Regions from separate parts of the Mus musculus genome. Here region 1 is linked to region 2. Evidence: chromatin loops called from intact Hi-C (ENCODE). Cell type or tissue: left cerebral cortex. All regions are shown on one strand. Each heading gives the region's core, and the rest is flanking DNA. Links, peaks and the distances in the headings are about the cores only.

The links. A loop is a pair of places that touch in the nucleus more often than their neighbours do. Peaks named below come from ENCODE experiments on the same cell type or tissue, not always from the same donor. Only the 100,000 strongest peaks of a DNase experiment are listed, where the experiment ranks them.
Region 1: a loop joins it to region 2, with 7 times the contacts of the local background. A loop is called at or near these places in 24 of 42 quality-filtered maps.

The regions. Positions count from the first base shown.
Region 1 is chr15:100,464,795-100,473,121 of GRCm38, reverse strand. Letmd1 (LETM1 domain containing 1) reads right to left here and starts at 4,111. Exons shown (of 9, transcript NM_134093.3): 1 at 3,877-4,111; 2 at 3,286-3,437; 3 at 1,347-1,462; 4 at 491-573. The coding sequence starts at 3,998. It overlaps 5330439K02Rik (a long non-coding RNA gene), which reads left to right and starts at 4,755. Exons shown (of 3, transcript XR_001781773.2): 1 at 4,755-4,821. In left cerebral cortex, for the core only: CTCF peaks have their summits at 924 (motif pointing left), 4,156, 4,358 (motif pointing left) and 7,468 (motif pointing left); a DNase peak (open chromatin) is centred at 4,072; H3K4me3 peaks cover 2,939 bases; H3K27ac peaks cover 1,243 bases.
Region 2 is chr15:100,679,154-100,687,480 of GRCm38, reverse strand. Cela1 (chymotrypsin-like elastase family, member 1) reads left to right here. Exons shown (of 8, transcript NM_033612.2): 2 at 274-356; 3 at 2,247-2,347; 4 at 2,776-2,901; 5 at 4,458-4,594; 6 at 6,193-6,338. Among named protein-coding and RNA genes, the nearest start is that of Cela1, 4.6 kb to the left of the region's middle. In left cerebral cortex, for the core only: CTCF peaks have their summits at 3,387 (motif pointing right) and 4,206; DNase peaks (open chromatin) are centred at 317, 927 and 4,253.

The DNA of each region.
Region 1 (8,327 bases), core at 71-8,070, 210 kb after region 2:
TGTTCATACAACCACATATACATAAAAATAAAAGATAAAAATGTAACTAAAAATGAATAGTTTTCTCGGCTTTTGTTTTTTATTTGCTTGAGAAAGGTTTCATGTAGCTCTGGTTAGCCTTTAACTCATTCTATAATCCAGGCTGGCCTTGAACTTCTGATCTTATGCTCCAACTCCCAAGCACTGGGACTACACCAGACAAAATGATTTTTAATCTTTACAAAAAAAAATCTGTACTTTCATAGCTGGAGAGATGGTTCAGAGGTTAAGAGCACTGGCTGCTCTTCTAGGGGACCTGGGTTCAATTCCCAGCACCCACACCTGTAACTGCAGTTCTAAAGAATCTGATACACTCTTCTGGTCACCGAGAGCACCAGGTACACATGTGGTGCAGACATATATGCAGACAAGACATCCATATACATGAAAATAATAATACAATAAACTCTTCTAAATGTATAGTTTCAAGCTGCTGGTAGTATATACTCACATTAGCAAAAAGACCAGGTAGTTGGCAAAGGGTGGAATGGAGATGAGGCCAACGAAGAGACACTTGGTGATATCTCGTCGGAACTAAACAGAAATAAACAGATCCCATTTTAACTGGGGTGAGTTCCTGATAATGTGGCCAATCCCTCCATCCCACTCACTTAAAATGAGCTTATACTGCAGCCTACGAAAAGGGCCATGCTGCGGGGCGGTGGTGGCGCACGCCTTTAATCCCAGCACTTGGGAGGCAGAGGCAGGCGGATTTCTGAGTTCAAGGCCAGCCTGGTCTACAGAGTGAGTTCCAGGACAGCCAGGGCTACACAGAGAAACCCTGTCTCGAAAAACAAGAAAAGAAAAGAAAAGAAAAGAAAAGAAAAGAAAAGAAAAGAAAAGGAAAAGAAAAAAGGGCCATGCCGACTTCTGCCTCCTAGTGGTAAGTTCCTTGAGGGTGGAACCTCAGAGGTTGATTCTTGTTATTCCAGGCCTGGCCTTTTATCGGGATCTCTAGGTAAACTCTCTTGGGTATGCAGGATGTCCCCTGGCTCTTACCTCAGCTCCTCGGGTCACTGCCAAACACTTTCTCGCTGCAGATCTTTGTGTGTTAAAAATCAAACTGGGGTGTTTTCTTTTTTCTTTTTTTATTAATTACAGATTTAATCAGAGTGTGCGCCTGGGATTCTCTATAGCCCTGCTGCGGGCTTCATTCTCAGCGAGCCCAGTTCTGACAAAAACAACTGGACGCCCTCGTGGCAAAGGGGAATGTCTGACCAGTGAGCAACAGGAAAGGAAGGAAGCCGAGCTGAGCTCTCCGCAGTTACCTCGCTGAGAGCTTCTGGGTGTTTGTCCCCGGCCCGTACCTGTCTCAAATGCTCCATCTCCCGGTAAGAGAGTTGATGAAACTTTAGGTTTTGTTTCCACATGTCTGCCTTTATTCTTCTAGCCTTTTTGCCATCAGCCCATAACATCTGTATTCCTGCCCCATTAAAGTGGAGGACAGAACGTGGTGTTATCCCGGTTTGAATCGCCTACCGTGGTCACTCACATGCACACACACCGGCCCCTCCCCGGCTCTACCGACAAGGAAGCTTGTGCCTCGCAGACCCGCCCCCCCCATCCTTTCCCCTAGCACATAACCCAGCTGAATTACTCATTGCTTGGCTTTAAACTTGAGCTATGTGCATCCCAGCTAGATACTAACTTGCTGCTTTCTGGGGCATGTTTATAAGCTGCATGATTTGATATATTGCTATGATTCCATTCTGAATCTTCCATCTATGATAATCCTTGTTTTTCTAGTTTTTTAAAAAAAAAAAAAACCTATTTCCAGGGCTGGAGAGATGATGACTCAGGTTTAAACATTTACTGCTCTTGCAGTCACCTAGGACCTAGGTTCGGTTCCCAGCACCCACATGGTGGTTCGCAACTATCCAGAACACATGCTCGAGGGCATCTAATGCTTTCTGACCTCAGAGAGCACTAGGCATGCACACAGCACACGGATACGCATGTAGGCAAGACAGTCACACAAATAAAATGAATAAAATCACTTCTAATGCTTCCAAAATGTTATCTAGGTTGGCTTCAAATAACACAAGGCATATATGTGTCTATGATTGGTGGTCGTTAAGTATTTTGTTTCGAGGGGGTTTGTTGTTTTTGTTGTTACAGCCTTGCTGTGTAGCTGAGGCTGGCCTAGACCTCCTGATTCTCCTGCCTTGGGATGCTGGGTTGTGGGGCTGTAAGACACAGAACCCCCGTGGCTAACAAGGCAGCCATTGTTACCTCCACTTCTTAGATAAACTCCATGACGCTAATGATTAGAGTAAGATTCAGAGTTGGCAACGTTCTATTTTTTTTTATTAGTGGATAAAAGTATAGAATACAACAATAGAAAAAGTTAACACATATTGGACACTTGGTATAGAGCTGTCATACTAAAATAAATGAGGCCATGTTCTAAGCCTTTTAAATATGTTGATCTACTCTTCACCATTAGGTGTGGTGGCTCACTCAGCATTACCATCCCAGCAGGCAGAGAGACCAGAAATTCAAGGTCATCCTCCACTACACAGAAAGCCCCAGGCCAGCCCGAGCTACACTCTTCCTAGATGACTAAATAATAATCATAACTAGGTAATCAGCAGGTAGGTTCTAGTACCTCCTTACAGATGAGACACCAAAGACCCTGTAAGTGTCACTAGCGCCAGTGCACAGTCTAAGTCACAAATGGGATTTGAATCCGGCATTTTGGTTCCAGGGCTGTCATGTGACATTATAGGTATCATCTCAACATAGCTAGCGGACCTCCACTTTGAGTGGAAGCATTCAGAAACCAAGTGTCTACAGTTCTATTTCCACTACAAGTTATCTAAGCTGGCCACGTGATAAACACGCCCCACGAAGCAGCGAGTTACTACCTGGCTGGGGAGCTCTCAGGGTTAATCGACCATGACGCCCTGGTGTTAAGGAGTTTAAAACAAAGCATTTAATCTGGTTTCCTTATGATAACAATCCCTGGGTCTGGTCTGCACTGAGCAGGACAAGGAATTTCTAAGGAAATGAGAATATATTTACATCTTCTGCTCTCTCTCGAGTGATGTCAGGATTTGTCTACCATAACATCCATCTGGATATTTAAGAGGTGGCAGTGACAATTTGTAAGAATTCATGCTCAAACCCTGACGGAAGAGAAGACATCCCAACTCACAGCGCAGCAGCGGACCCGGCACATTGCAATCTCACTGACTGTGACTAACGCAGAAGAGCAGATTCGGGCTTCTCAATGTTAGCGTTTACCTTTCATGAAGGTTGTGTATAAGGCATAGAAGCGGGGGAAATGACGCCCCAAGAAACGATGGTACGATCCGTTAATCGCTCTTGTCTTGGTCACCACGTAAGAAATCAAGTTCTTCACGTCCGCCTTCGGAGAAAGGTGAAGCTTTGAAGACCTACAACGAAGACCAAAGAGACTATCTGCGAAGGAGTAGAAGCCATTCGGTACGTAGGACCCCTCGGTAAACATACGGTTTCTGAGAGCGATTGCCAGAACTCTTCTGAAAACCCAAGCTCAGGGTTAGGGTTGGTATGAGAGGGGCAGATCATGCAGAAAGGTGTGAGCGTGGAGCGTGCGCAAAGCCTGCGGGGCCAGGAGAATGCAAGCTGAAGCCATGGAGAGATGGGAAGGGGAAGCTGAAAGATGAGCTCAGGATGTGCGGGGACAATCGGGTGGACACGGAGTACGGAGAGGGACAGGGACGGGCGTTCGGTGGGAATCCTGCATGGAAAAGCAAAACCCAGGGCCCAAGGCAGGGGATCCCGAGAGGCGGAGGCTGAGCCGCTGGAAGGGCTTCTACATCAAAAATGCTCTTCTTTCTCCAGGGCCCTCACCGAGGGGCTCGCCACGCAGGGCCAGAGCGGCCCAGCTGCAGCCTCCGGGTGACAAAGGGTCCAGGGGCGACAGTCGAACCCCACAGAGCAGCCCGAGCCCAGCACACCCTGGACAGCGCCATCTTCACAGCAGGGGAGGGAGCGCGGAGAGAGGTCGTCTCCGGGTCAGAGTGCGCCCCGCAGCACGCACGCGCCGCCCCTCCACGCCGACAGGCGGCTGCGAGCCGCCCCGCGCCCCCCGGGCGAGCCCGGGCGGGGACCCGGATTGGACGCGGCGACGCTTCCGCGCGCAGGACCGGAAGCGAGCCTCCCCGAGGGAGCGAGCGCCGGCCCAGCCTGAGGTCGCTATCGTGAGCCGAGGACGGCGTCTCCTTGAGGAACCCAGTGCCCTCGTCGGTCCCTGGGGGCTCGGGGCCGCGGGCGCTGCCCTTGACCTCTGTGGGAGCCCGGGGTCGTGGCCCCGATGGCGGCGGCGCGGGGTGGCGCTGCGCCCTCTAGTGGCGGCGGCCGGCAGGGCTCCGCCCTCCATCAATCTGGCGGCAGGTGTAGAACCCCTTTCCAACCCTCGCTTTCTGGTCCTCACGCGCCCTTGTCACGGAGTAGGTGCGCGGTGGATATTTTTTGGAGAAATGACTACTTGAAACTCGGAAGGGTTTCTAGGCGTCCAGCTGTCCGCGAGAGTCGACGGCCCTCTTGTGTCCATAGGCATTTTAACGGACGTGAAGCACGCTGAAGCCATGCGTCTGCAGTCAGGTTTAGTGTGGGGGACCTTGGACAGGTCACTTCGGTGAACTTCATGTGGGTTGTACCTGTGTTGCAGAATTCTGTGAAGATCGAAGGATGAAATGTTTGCATGTTTGCAAAAGCTCCCACGTCTGTAGAACATCTCCGTGTTTGGAGGGCTGGTGGTTTGAACAGTTGCAAAGCTGTTCTCTGCAAGAGGAGGTAGGTAGGTAGGATAGAAAATGACCAAAAGATGGGTTCTCTCGGTTCTCAGGTAGCTTCTAAGTCCCTCAACTACGGTGTCTCCGGCTCGCTAATAGAACTCCCAGGAGACACGAGCGCAGTCACAGACGGTTTTCTAACAGAAATGGAAAGGCACTGCCTGGGAGAACAAACTAAAGGGAGGGCATTTTGTGTAGTCCAGGGTGTGGGGGGGGGGGCGGGGGGGGGGAGGTCGTCCTGGGTAAAGTGCTGAGTAAGCTTAAGGACCTGAGTTCAATCCCTGACTCTAACGCCAAAAGCTGGGCACGGTGGTCTGTGCCTATGACCGCCTCCCCACCCCACCCCCAACACACCCACGTCCTGGCCTCTGTGCAGGGGAACCCGGAGCTTCTTTAGAGCTGAGACCCAGGCAGGAGGAGCCCTGGCACTTGCTAGCCAGCCAGTCTAGCCAAGTTAGCAAGTTACAGGGTTAGAGGGGACCCTGTCCAAAAAAAAAAAAAAAAGATATGTGCATATCCAACACCAGGCATGCGCAAACATGTACACAAACTACAAAAAGAAAAAATGTGATACGGATTCTACGGATTCATTTCCTCACATAGCTGCTGAGTATTTCTTCTTCCATTCCCCTTCCACTGACATACAGGTAACGAGTGTGTGTGCACACAAGCTCAGTCTCTGTCTGTCTCTCTCTGTCCAGCCCACAGTGCGTACATTTATAATCCCAGCACTGCAGTGGGGAAGGTGAGAGGTAGAAATAGGAAAATGTCCAGAATCTCGGAGGCCAGCTTGTCTGGAACGCCCTGCAGGGAAAAGAGACTGAGAAAAGACCCTTTCCCAAAGTGGCAGACAGGACAGACATCTCAGGTTGTCTTCTGACTGACGTGTGGCATTCATTATACATCCACTCGGACGAACCACACACGAATGCTCACATACATGCACAAAGATAAACATTTAAAAACAAACAGGACCGGAGCTCTTGACTCTAGCTGCATATGCATCAAAAGATGGCCTAGTCGGCCATCACTGGAAAGAGAGGCCCATTGGACACGCAAACTTTATATGCCCCAGTACAGGGGAACGCCAGGGCCATAAAAGGGGAGTGGGTGGGTAGGGGAGAGGGGGTGGGTGGCTATGGGGGACTTTTGGTATAGCATTGCAAATGTAAATGAGCGAAATACCTAATAAAAAATGGAAAAAAAAAAACAAACAGGAAATATACAGCTGCAGAGGTGGTGGCCAATGCTGAGCCGGCTGGGTTCGGGCTGGAACAATGTGTACGCACACAGATGAGTTGACCTGGAGAAGAACTGAAACTCTAGTTGTCGGAGTCAGAACAATTGAGAGGCCTTATAGACACTGGGAATCTATTCACTGATTCGAGGCTTTTAAAGTGAGAATGCCCACGGCTTTCCATAGTAAAGATGCAAGGAGATGAAGTGACAGGCATCGCCTGGGAGTTTATTAAAGAAAAATCTCTATTTCCCTATGTGGAACTGGATCTGCTTCAGTGTGTGAGCGTTTTGCTTATGCTTGTGCCTGTGTGTCAGAAGCAAGTGAGTTTCCTGGAGATGGCCCACGGTTTTTCATGGCCTGCAATGGGTGCTCTCTGAGATGCAGGGTCCTCAGAGACTTCAGCCCAGGATTGCTTCTTGCTGCTGAGATGCCTTTCCTGTCGCTGTTACATAGCCCAGTGATTCCTGGGCATCAGCCCACACTATTGATCAGGATCGATATGAACATGTGGTAATGCTGTGCAGACCCGAATTGATGATTTCATAATTCCTGATCATGATTTTATAGAATTCCTAAATTGAAATAAGTAATCGCACTCCTCTATAGAATACAAGCTGCAGATAGAGCTCTGTAAACCTTCATGTGTCCTGGGTGATTGCACTAGGAAAAGAAAGCAGGCTTGGAACAGATCTACAGTCAGGGAAAGCATTATGTCTAAGTGAGTTGTGAAACCACTGTCTGGCAACTAAAGGTCATAAACGGGGAATGGACAGTTTATTGTAGGTGCAAGGACAGAACATGAAATACTGACTGGCTCATCCATACAGAACTTCAAAGCTAATGAGACCTAAGGCAGACGATTCGTCTCTTGACAATGCCACCCCGACTTTATGGCATATTGATGCATTTATTTCCATATAGCTGCATGCTTAAGAAATCATAGAAACTGGGGCCAGGCATAGTGGTACACGCCTTTCAACCCAGCACCTGGGAGGCAGAGGCAGGAGGATCTCTATGAGTTTGAGACTGGCTTGGTCTATACAGTAAATGAAGGCCAGTTAGGGCTGCATAGTGAGACCTTGTCTCAAATAAACTATAAGGTGTATGGTATAGGTCACTCTGTAGGCCGGCTTTGAGAGCTCCCAATGCCCAATGCATCCTCTGGCAGCCTTTGGATCAAGATGGAGAACTCTCAGCTCTTCCAGAGCCATGTCTGCCATGATGATAATGGATGGCACCTAAGAACCAGTAAGCCAGACCTAATTAAATGCCCTTTGTAAGAGTTGCCTAGGGGGCTGGAGAGATGGTTCAGTGGTTAAGAGCACTGGCTGCTCTTCCAGAGGTCCTGAGTTCAAATCCCAGCAAACACATGGTAGCTCACAACCATCTGAAGTGGGATCCAATGCCCTCTTCTGGTGCATCTGAGAACAACAGTGTACTCTCATTCATAAAAAAAAAAAAAAAATGTAAAAAAGGAAAAAGAGTTGCCTTGGCCATGATGTCTCTTCACAGTAATGGAAACCCTAACTAGACAGATGGGTTCTATTGTCCGAGGAAGCTAAAGCTAAAGGTGTAGGGAGAGAGAGTTGGATAAACATTCCGGAGATTTGGGTGAGGTCTGGCCCTACAGAGAGCAAAGGTCATGAACAACATCTATGCCAAGCCATCTGAGTGGAAAACAGGCATCCATCTCTTCCACTGAGGAGACAACCTGGTGTGATTGACATCCCTGGTTTCTCTAGTGCTTATCAGTGAGCATTTGTGCCCTCTATACAACATAAGCAAATATCATTTATTTTGGCTCAGTTACAGTCTGTTCTGGAAAGGAAGTCCGGAGCAGGAGCCTGAGGTACTGCCAGGCAGGAGAGGAGACAGTGACAACTACTTGTTTTCAGCTAACCACCCCACCCCAAGCCCACCCCAAGACAGGGTTTCTCAAAGTATCCCTGGTCCTATAGACCAGGCTGGCCTTGAACTTGAAGATCCCAATGCTGGTGTCAAAGGTGTGCGTCACCGCTATAGGACCACTTTCTCCTTTGTATACACTCCATGACCTCAACCCAGGAACTGACTGCCCCTGGTCTTCCACATCAACCTAGTCAAGATAATCCCCACCCCACCCCAGGTATGCATAGAGGTCTCAAGTTGATCCTAGCTCTGACCCAGAGGACAAATGTGAGGTTAACATCATACCCTATATAGCCAAGCTGAACCTTTTGTTTCCATGGCCCCAGAGCTGGAACCCCAGGTGTGCGCCACTATAGTCG
Region 2 (8,327 bases), core at 276-8,275:
CCTAGCTTAGTGGTTTGGGCAGGACTTTCATGGCAAGGGAAAATGACACCCCAGACACTTCAGACACCCCAGAGGAAAAGAAAGCACTCTGAGGCACTGTTTTCAAAAGAAGCAAAAGGGGCACAGATGACTCAGAACTGGCCCCTCAGTGTTTTGGGGGAGAGCAGTAAATCTGCAGACAAAGCTAACAGTCTTCACAGTGTAGCTGCCTCGCCCCACCCCCCACCCGGCCAGACCCACGCTTAGTCATCACTCGCTCTCTGCCCCACAAAGGACACAGTACCGAGGACGTTCCGGAAACTGACGCCCGCGTGGTTGGAGGGGCTGAAGCCCGGAGGAACTCTTGGCCGTCTCAGGTGGGTGTTGCTCTAGCCCAGGCTTTTACCCAAACAAAAGATGCTGTGCATCACACACCCCCAAAAATGTATTTTAGGTGTATATGTGTTTTTACCAGCAGGCAGCTCACTTGCTGTCTAATTCTAGATTTTAACCATGTGTGGAACAAGACTGAGGTGGGAGTCTAAATACAAAATGATTGGGGGCGGGGGATGAATTTATATACCAGTCTTGTGGTCATAGACTCTCAAACGTGTGTGTGTGTGTGTGTGTGTGTGTGAGAGAGAGAGAGAGAGAGAGAGAGAGAGAGAGAGAGAGAGAGAGAGACAGAGAGAGAGAGATAGAGAGAGAGAGAGACACACACAGAGAGAGACACAGAGACACAGAGACACAGACAAAGTGCCAGACTGCCACAGCACAGAAGGTTGCTAACCTTCCACCATGTTTGTGGCGTGGCCTTTCATGTTTCTGCCGCTCCGCTGTATGCTGCATACCATGCTGGTGCCAACCCCTCACCCGCCTCACTGAACTCCCCAAGCTTCTGGGTCACTCTCCGGTCTGCACCTCCCGCCTCACCAGAGAGTGCTGGGAACCCCAGATGCTTTCCACAGCATCCAGGCTTTTGTTTGTTGTTTGCTGACAGGGTCTTGCCAGGCAGCCCTGGCTGGCCTGGAACTGGCTAGGCAGACCAGGCTGCTGCTGCTGAACACACAGGCGCTGCTGCCTCTGCCTCCCAAGTGCTGAGAGGAACACACCAGGTTCTTACATGGGTCTCAAGAATTCAAACTCAGGACGTTGGGTTTGCATCGCCAACGATTTCACCTGTGACTCAAACTCTGTTCCTTCATTCGATGGTCCGAGGACTTAAATCCAGAACCTTGGTCACGTCTGGAAAACGCTTTTTCTCTGCGTTACATCCTCACCCCACAAACTGCTTTTGTTATTCCTGTGACGGCTATGTGCCAGGTGGATCCCAGAGGCTCCACATACCCTAAACCATACCTGCATCCACCTGTCCATAGCATGTGTCCCAGATGGCACAATCACACATGGGCACCATGTTCCTTTGGCTATGTTGGCGCATTCTTATCACGGCAGTTGGGCTTGGCTCTGTGCAGATAAAGCAGGAACATCGGCTGCTCGACAGCCACACTTCCAGACGCATCTGTGCAAGTTCAGTTAAACTCAACTTACATCAGTTTGAGCCCCAATATTCAGTAGTTCTATTGTATAATATGAGAAAACACAAACTGATTTAAAAAAAAAAAAAAAAAGAATTTTCCACTGTCAGTTCCAAGTACTCCCTGAGGTGAGAGGCCAGGGTATTTCTTGTGTGTGTTTCAAGACAGGGTTTTCCTGTGTAGCCATGGCTATTCTGGAACTCACTCTGTAGACCAGGCTGGCCTCGAATTTTGAGAGATTCAAACCAGCACTGCCTCCTGAGTGCTGGGATTAAAGGTGTGTGCAGCCACTGCCCAGCAAGGGTATTTCTTGAAGACACTGAGGAGAGGACCCTGGAGCCCTTACAAACTTTGTAAGGCTTCAGTGATGGCACGATGCCTTGGTTACCTTTGGAGAGGAGCTGATAAAAGCACATGAGTTCTAAGCCCAGGGCAACAACAACCTGTTGGAAAGATGCTGAAGGCACTGTGTGCGCCCTCACTTTCCCACAAGTGTAGCAAATGTCATCAAGGCCTTCTCTAGCAACGCACTCAGCAGAGCCACTGCGGGCAGAGGGGCGGAGCAATCGGCAGAGGGGCGGAGCAATTGGCAGAGGGGCAGAGCAATCGGCCGGGACGGGGCGATTGGTTTGCTATCCCTGGCCCAGAAAGTTAGAGAATGTTTTAAGTGGCATCAGAAAGTTTAGACGGTGACACCAACCCACCCTCGCTTTCTTCCTTCTCGACTAGATTTCCCTCCAGTACCAGTATGGAGGATCATGGCACCACACCTGTGGAGGCACCCTCATCCGAAGCAACTGGGTGATGACCGCTGCTCACTGTGTGGACAGGTGAGGAAAACAGCCGGGTTCCTGAGCCCACGGGAGGAAGCGACTAAGCCTTCTGGAAGAATACATAGCTTGAGCTTCCCAGGGCAGTGGGCCACGGCTGAGCCTGTTTGTGTCTGGTTGACATTTGCGGGGACAGTATAGAGAAAGCGCAAGTTGTGCGGGCGCATGTGCACGCACATGTGCAACCTGTAAGTTACCTCTGGTTAGCTTAATAAACTGAAAATGTCCAGCTGACTGTCTATTTACTGCCGCCTCGGCTGCTAACTTCAGGGAATGAGAGCGCTTGTCCTGCCTCACCTTCAACCCCGTTTTGTTCTCTGTCTAGGCTTGAGAATCTCAGTTCCCACCCCAGGGTTAAACTGCTAGTCCGTTCTCACACTTTCCTCTCAGTGGGAAAGGAGGTCCCTCAAGCTTCCCTCTCTCTCCAGCCCCATGACTTATCGAGTGGTTGTCGGAGAGCACAACCTGAGCCAGAATGACGGCACCGAGCAGTATGTGAACGTGCAGAAGATTGTGTCACACCCCTACTGGAACAAGAACAACGTGGTTGCAGGGTAAGTGGGGGTGGGGGGTGGGGGTGTGTGGGGGGTGGTGTGTGTGTGTGTAAGCTGGCTGAGGGCTGGGGTGGGGCTGCCTGGCCACCGGATCTGTCTCCTTCACTTGCTCTCCACCGGACAGAGGGATTGGCTGAAACTTCATCTATGGCTTTTGTACTCTGGATTGTTGAGTAGTGGGTTGCACCCGGGAGAGAGCCCCGTGTCCTGCAAAAGAACACGTGCTGGATTCTCACCCAGGACCAGGAGCACACGGACTGGGGAGGTCTTGAGAGCACAGGAAGATTTCCCAGTTGGTCTCATGTGGGTGTGTCTGCTCAACTGGACCCCATGAGGGCTTCTCTCTGTTTAATGTCTCTGTTTTTCTGGGGATGGAAATTTGGTTTAGTTTTGTTTTTTATTTATTTTTTAAAAAGATTATTTATTTATTTGTTTATTTTGTGTCCGCGAGTACACTGTTGCAGTCTTCAGACACACCAGAAGAGGGCATCAGATCTCATTACAGATGGTTGTGAGCCACCATGTGGTTGCTGGGAATTGAACTCAGGACCTCAGGAAGAGCAGTCAGTGCTCTTACCCGCTGAACCAACTCTCCAGCCCTAGTTTTGGTTTTTTGAGACAGGCTCTTATGTAACTCAAGCTGGACAAGAACTCACAGTATAGTGGAGGCCACTAGCCTGCCACCCAAGTTTTGGGATTCTAGGAATACACCATCATCTGACGTCACTCGGAACATTCTGGAACTTTCTGGGCTAGTGAGAGCAAACAGTCATTAATCACTTTATGAATTATACTTCATCTGGACAAAGAAATTTTGTTTGTTTTTGATTGGGCTTTGGTGTTGGAGAAGAAGCCCAGGCCCTTCAACATAGCAGGAGGATCAGGAGTTCAAAGTCATTATCAACTACATGGTTAGAATAAAAAGATAGCCTGGGCTCAAAAATACCTAACCCCTTGTCTGAATAAATAAAATAAAATAATAAGGCAAGAGCTGGGGACATAATTCAGTGGAAGAGTCCCCTGTGACAAGCACTAGGAAAAAATGGTGCCCAGTGGACAAACTAGTGGTTCAAGTTTGTAATCCCAGTCTAACACTGGCCTACATGTGTGAGACCCTGAGTTTAATGCTCCCACCACAGAAGAATAAAAAGGTGTTCTATTCTTTAGAGTGCATAGGGATGGATTCAAGTAATTGGTATAATTCTGACAGATGTCTCAGAATCTTATCTGTTTGAGAACTCTAGCAGAGCTCTGCTTTTTTTTTTTTTTTTTTTAAATGGGTTTGGCTCTGTTCACCAAAGCAGAGCCAGCCTGCAATTCCAACATTCTACCAGAAGATGCTGCTGTTGCACATCTAATGTCCAGCAGCTCAACTGCTTCCACGTTTGCCTCCTGTGTGTGTGTGTGTGTGTGTGTGTGTGTGTGTGTGTGAATAAATCATCATATTGCCTAGAGCTGGAGTTACAGGCACCTGATATGGGTGCTTGGAACTGAACTTGGGTCCTCTGAATGGCAGACCTTACCAGGTGAGTGAGCCGCCATCTTTCCTCCTGCAGCTATGACATCGCCCTGCTGCGCTTGGCCAAGAGTGTTACACTCAATAACTATGTCCAGCTGGGTGTTCTGCCCCGGGAGGGAACCATCCTGGCTAACAACTCTCCCTGCTACATCACAGGCTGGGGAAGAACCAGAAGTAAGTCATCCACACTCCCCCCACCCCCACCCCCAACACCCCCCACCCCCACCCCCCACCACTGAAGTTTGGTGAAATGGCTAGGTGTCTAGGGCATCTTCTTCTGTGGTCCTAGGCAGTATAGCCTGAGACCTATGACCTAGGGAACCAAAGATCAAGTCTCCGATACATTAAAGGAGGAGGACATGAGATAGTTGAGTCAGAGGTCCCTGACCTTGCTTTGGTGGTCGCTGCACCTCTGCAGACTGAATCAGAGTAAACACACTGGGTGGCCATAGATGCAGGTACAAGACACAGGAGAGGTCTCTGCTGTCCTCACATCACCATGGGATGGTTCCAGGGGATGAGCTGGTAGGGCTGGGGACAGAGCAGGACAGGAAGGTGGGAATGTAAGTGTCACTGAGAAGACACGAGGCAGGGATGTCACCAGACATTGCTTTGAGGACTCCAAGAAGCCAGATCAAGTTTCCATTATCCCTCACAAGCTCTTCTTAAAAATAGTTTGTTTTGCCGGGCGGTGGTGGCGCACGCCTTTGATCCCAGCACTTGGGAGGCAGAGGCAGGAGGATTTCTGAGTTCAAGGCCAGCCTGGTCTACAAAGTGAGTTCCAGGACAGCCAGGGCTATACAGAGAAACCCTGTCTCGAAAGAAACAAACAAAGGAAAACAACAACAACAACAACAAAAAACAAACAAAAAAAGTTCGTTTTTATCGTTTTTAACTATGTGTACGTGTGTGCATCTTTGTGTGTGTGAAGTGCGGGGTCTGCAGGGTTAAGAACATGGCTGCTAGGAACTGAGCTCAGGTCCTCTGCAGGAGCAGTAAGCGCTCTTAATTGCTGAGCCATCTCTCCAGCCCCTGAACTAAATAAACGCTTATGAAGCAGAAAAAGCCTATGAAGCAGAAAAAGCCGGCAGTGGTGCTGACCTCTGACCCCAGCACTCGGGATCAAAGCAGGGGGATCTTAAGGCCAGTTGGTCCTATGTAGTGAGTTCCAGGACAGCTATGGCTACGTAGTGAGACCCTGTCTCAAGAAGAAGAGGAGAAGGAAGAGGAGGAGGAGGAGGAGGAGCACAAGGAGGAGGAGGAGGAGGTAAGAGGAGGAAGAAAAAGAAGAGGGGGAAGAGAGGAGGAAGAGGAAGGGACGGAAATAAGATACTGCTGCCTGAGGTGCTGAAATAGGGAGTCTGGGAGTTTAAGGCCAGCCTGGCATTATAATGAGGCCCCCATCCCTCAAAAAAAAAAGGAAAGGAAGAGAGGCAGGAGGGAGGGAGGGAGGGAGGGAGGGAGGGAGGGAGGGAGGGAGGGAGGAAGGACCGGATGGCTACAATGCCTCTTCTGGTCTGCAGTTTTGTGGGGCTTCTACTGTAAGCAGCACAGCAGGCAGAATTGTTGTGGAGACCATGCTATGGGTGAAAACAAGCAATTGCAGGCCTGGGGTTGAGGGCCTGGGAACAGTGAAGCTGTGGCTACCACCCACAGAGGAGAGAGGGGGACCCATGACCTGCAACAAGCTGGCAGAAGCTGGACCCACATTCAGGTCAGGAGATCTTGGGAAGTTTTCCCTGCACTGACTTCCAATGTGATGTCCCATTCAGCCAATGGGGAGCTGGCCCAGACCCTGCAGCAGGCATACCTGCCCAGCGTGTCCTATAGCATCTGCTCCAGCTCCTCTTACTGGGGCTCCTCTGTGAAGAATACCATGGTGTGCGCTGGTGGAGATGGAGTCCGCTCTGGATGCCAGGTAAGTGTATGCAGGGGTGAGCCCCAGGGGCCTCCACTGGTCACCCCGCCTTTTACACTCTGTCTGTTCCTCACCTGCTCTTGTGCCGGTGGACAGACTCAGCTTCCTACTCTATCACAGAACCTCCAAGTGGGAGGGGACATGAGAGTTCCTCGCTCAATATCAGTATTTCAAAAGCTGCAGTGTGTCCTAGCCTGCCTGTACCTCCTTGTGTATTTTTTAGTAGTTGCTTGTGACCTATATTCTTTTAATGGTAGCAAGGGGCCCGGCCTTTGGGGACCGAGGCAGTTAACTGTATGGCAGGTGGTCTCAGCCCCATCAGTCCCTTTTGTTACACTGTACCACTGTTGCACTTTACCCTGGTGATCTTGGGGGGGGGGGGGTTGTGCAGGTGGGAACAGCAGAGGAGCCAGTACTGAGCAATCTTATAATCTTTCTTATGCAGTACACAGGCTTCTCTATTTAGACATGACCAAGCCACAGTAAACACATTACAGGTTGCTCCGAGCAGTTCAGCCTGTGCATGTGGTGTGTCTCTCTCACACAGGAAACTGTGGGGGAGGGGTGCTGGGATACAGAGATGGCAAATGAAGGAGCCAGGAGCATCGAGGCAGGCAGGCGTTGTAACATCCTGGCTAAAAGTTTTGATAAAGGCAGACTGGCATGGAAGCCACCACCTCCCTCTGCTGCAGCCAGGAAAGTTACCCTTCTGGGAGACAGGGAAACCTGCAGGGAGTCCCAAAGGTTAAGTAGAAATAAATGGAGTGAAAAGGAGGTAAAGTCATTCAAAAGAAGGGAACCGCACAGAGGAAGCACTTGAGGCTGAGAAGGCCCAGGGACTGCTCTTTCCCTTCAGCTAGGACGGAGCTGGGATCAGAAGCTCACGAGCCATATCCAGCCTACTGCCTGGTTCTGCATGGACCATGAGCTACTGACGAAGGTTATAACCTTTGGAAATGGTTGTTGTTGTTATTGTTGTTTTAAGAATCAGAAGGATAGCATTTCAGCTGGGAGGCACATGACATAGCATAAAGCTCTGGGGTTCCATCATTGGCGTTCCATGGATGGAGTTCCCTGAGACATAGAGGTGCATACCTCTAACCCCTGGGGAGGCAGAGGACAGAGGCAGGCTCAGAACAGCAAGGTTATCTTGGGCTACAAAGCCAGTTGCAAGGCCAGCCTGGGATACCCGCGGTATCATCTTGAAAACAGAAAGGGAAAAAAAAAAAAAAATCAAACGGACAGAGCTTGGGAGAGAAAGCCAGGTGAGGAACCCTCAAGAACAAATCGGATTCTGACCCCAAGGAAAATTGCAGAGTAATGAAAGAGGAGTGGGTTGTTGGGGAAGTTCCACAAGAAATAAACGCTTGAATTCTTCAGGGCTGGGTGGAAGAGAGAAAACATACCCAGACCCAAGAAAGGGCGGTAACAGGCAATAAGGACTTGCAAAACCTGAGGAAGACCCGCAGGTCATCCCATAGCCGGGGGTTTTGATGAACGAGCTCTGTGGCTACTAAGTGGCTAATCTGGTTACTGTCGTGGCAAGGATGTCTGTAGAAGGTGGGGACAGTCACACAAGGGCAGGTAAGGGTAAGAAGGCATTTGTCAGGTACCCTTGGATGAGGGGAGAGGTACATAAAAATCTGGTGACATTAGAAACAGAAGTCACAGACAGGTGGGTCTTTAATGGGGAAGAAAATCCAGGGTAACAATAGGCAGAGAAGATTTATTGGAGGGCGAAGAGGGCAGATAATGGATGGACCATGATCCTAGTAAAGAAGGGAGAGCTGGAAGCCAGAGGCCAGCCAGCTGGACACGGCTTTAACTGGGGGTGGGGGACGATGGGGGTGTTCCCTGACCGCGGGCAGGTTTGCAAACTGGGCAGCCGCAAGTTGGCAGGTGTTCTATTTTATTGCTTCTGGTTACTCATGAACTAGGAAATCAACTTGACTGCAAAAAAAAAGGAAAGTGCAAAGGTTGTGCAAGCGC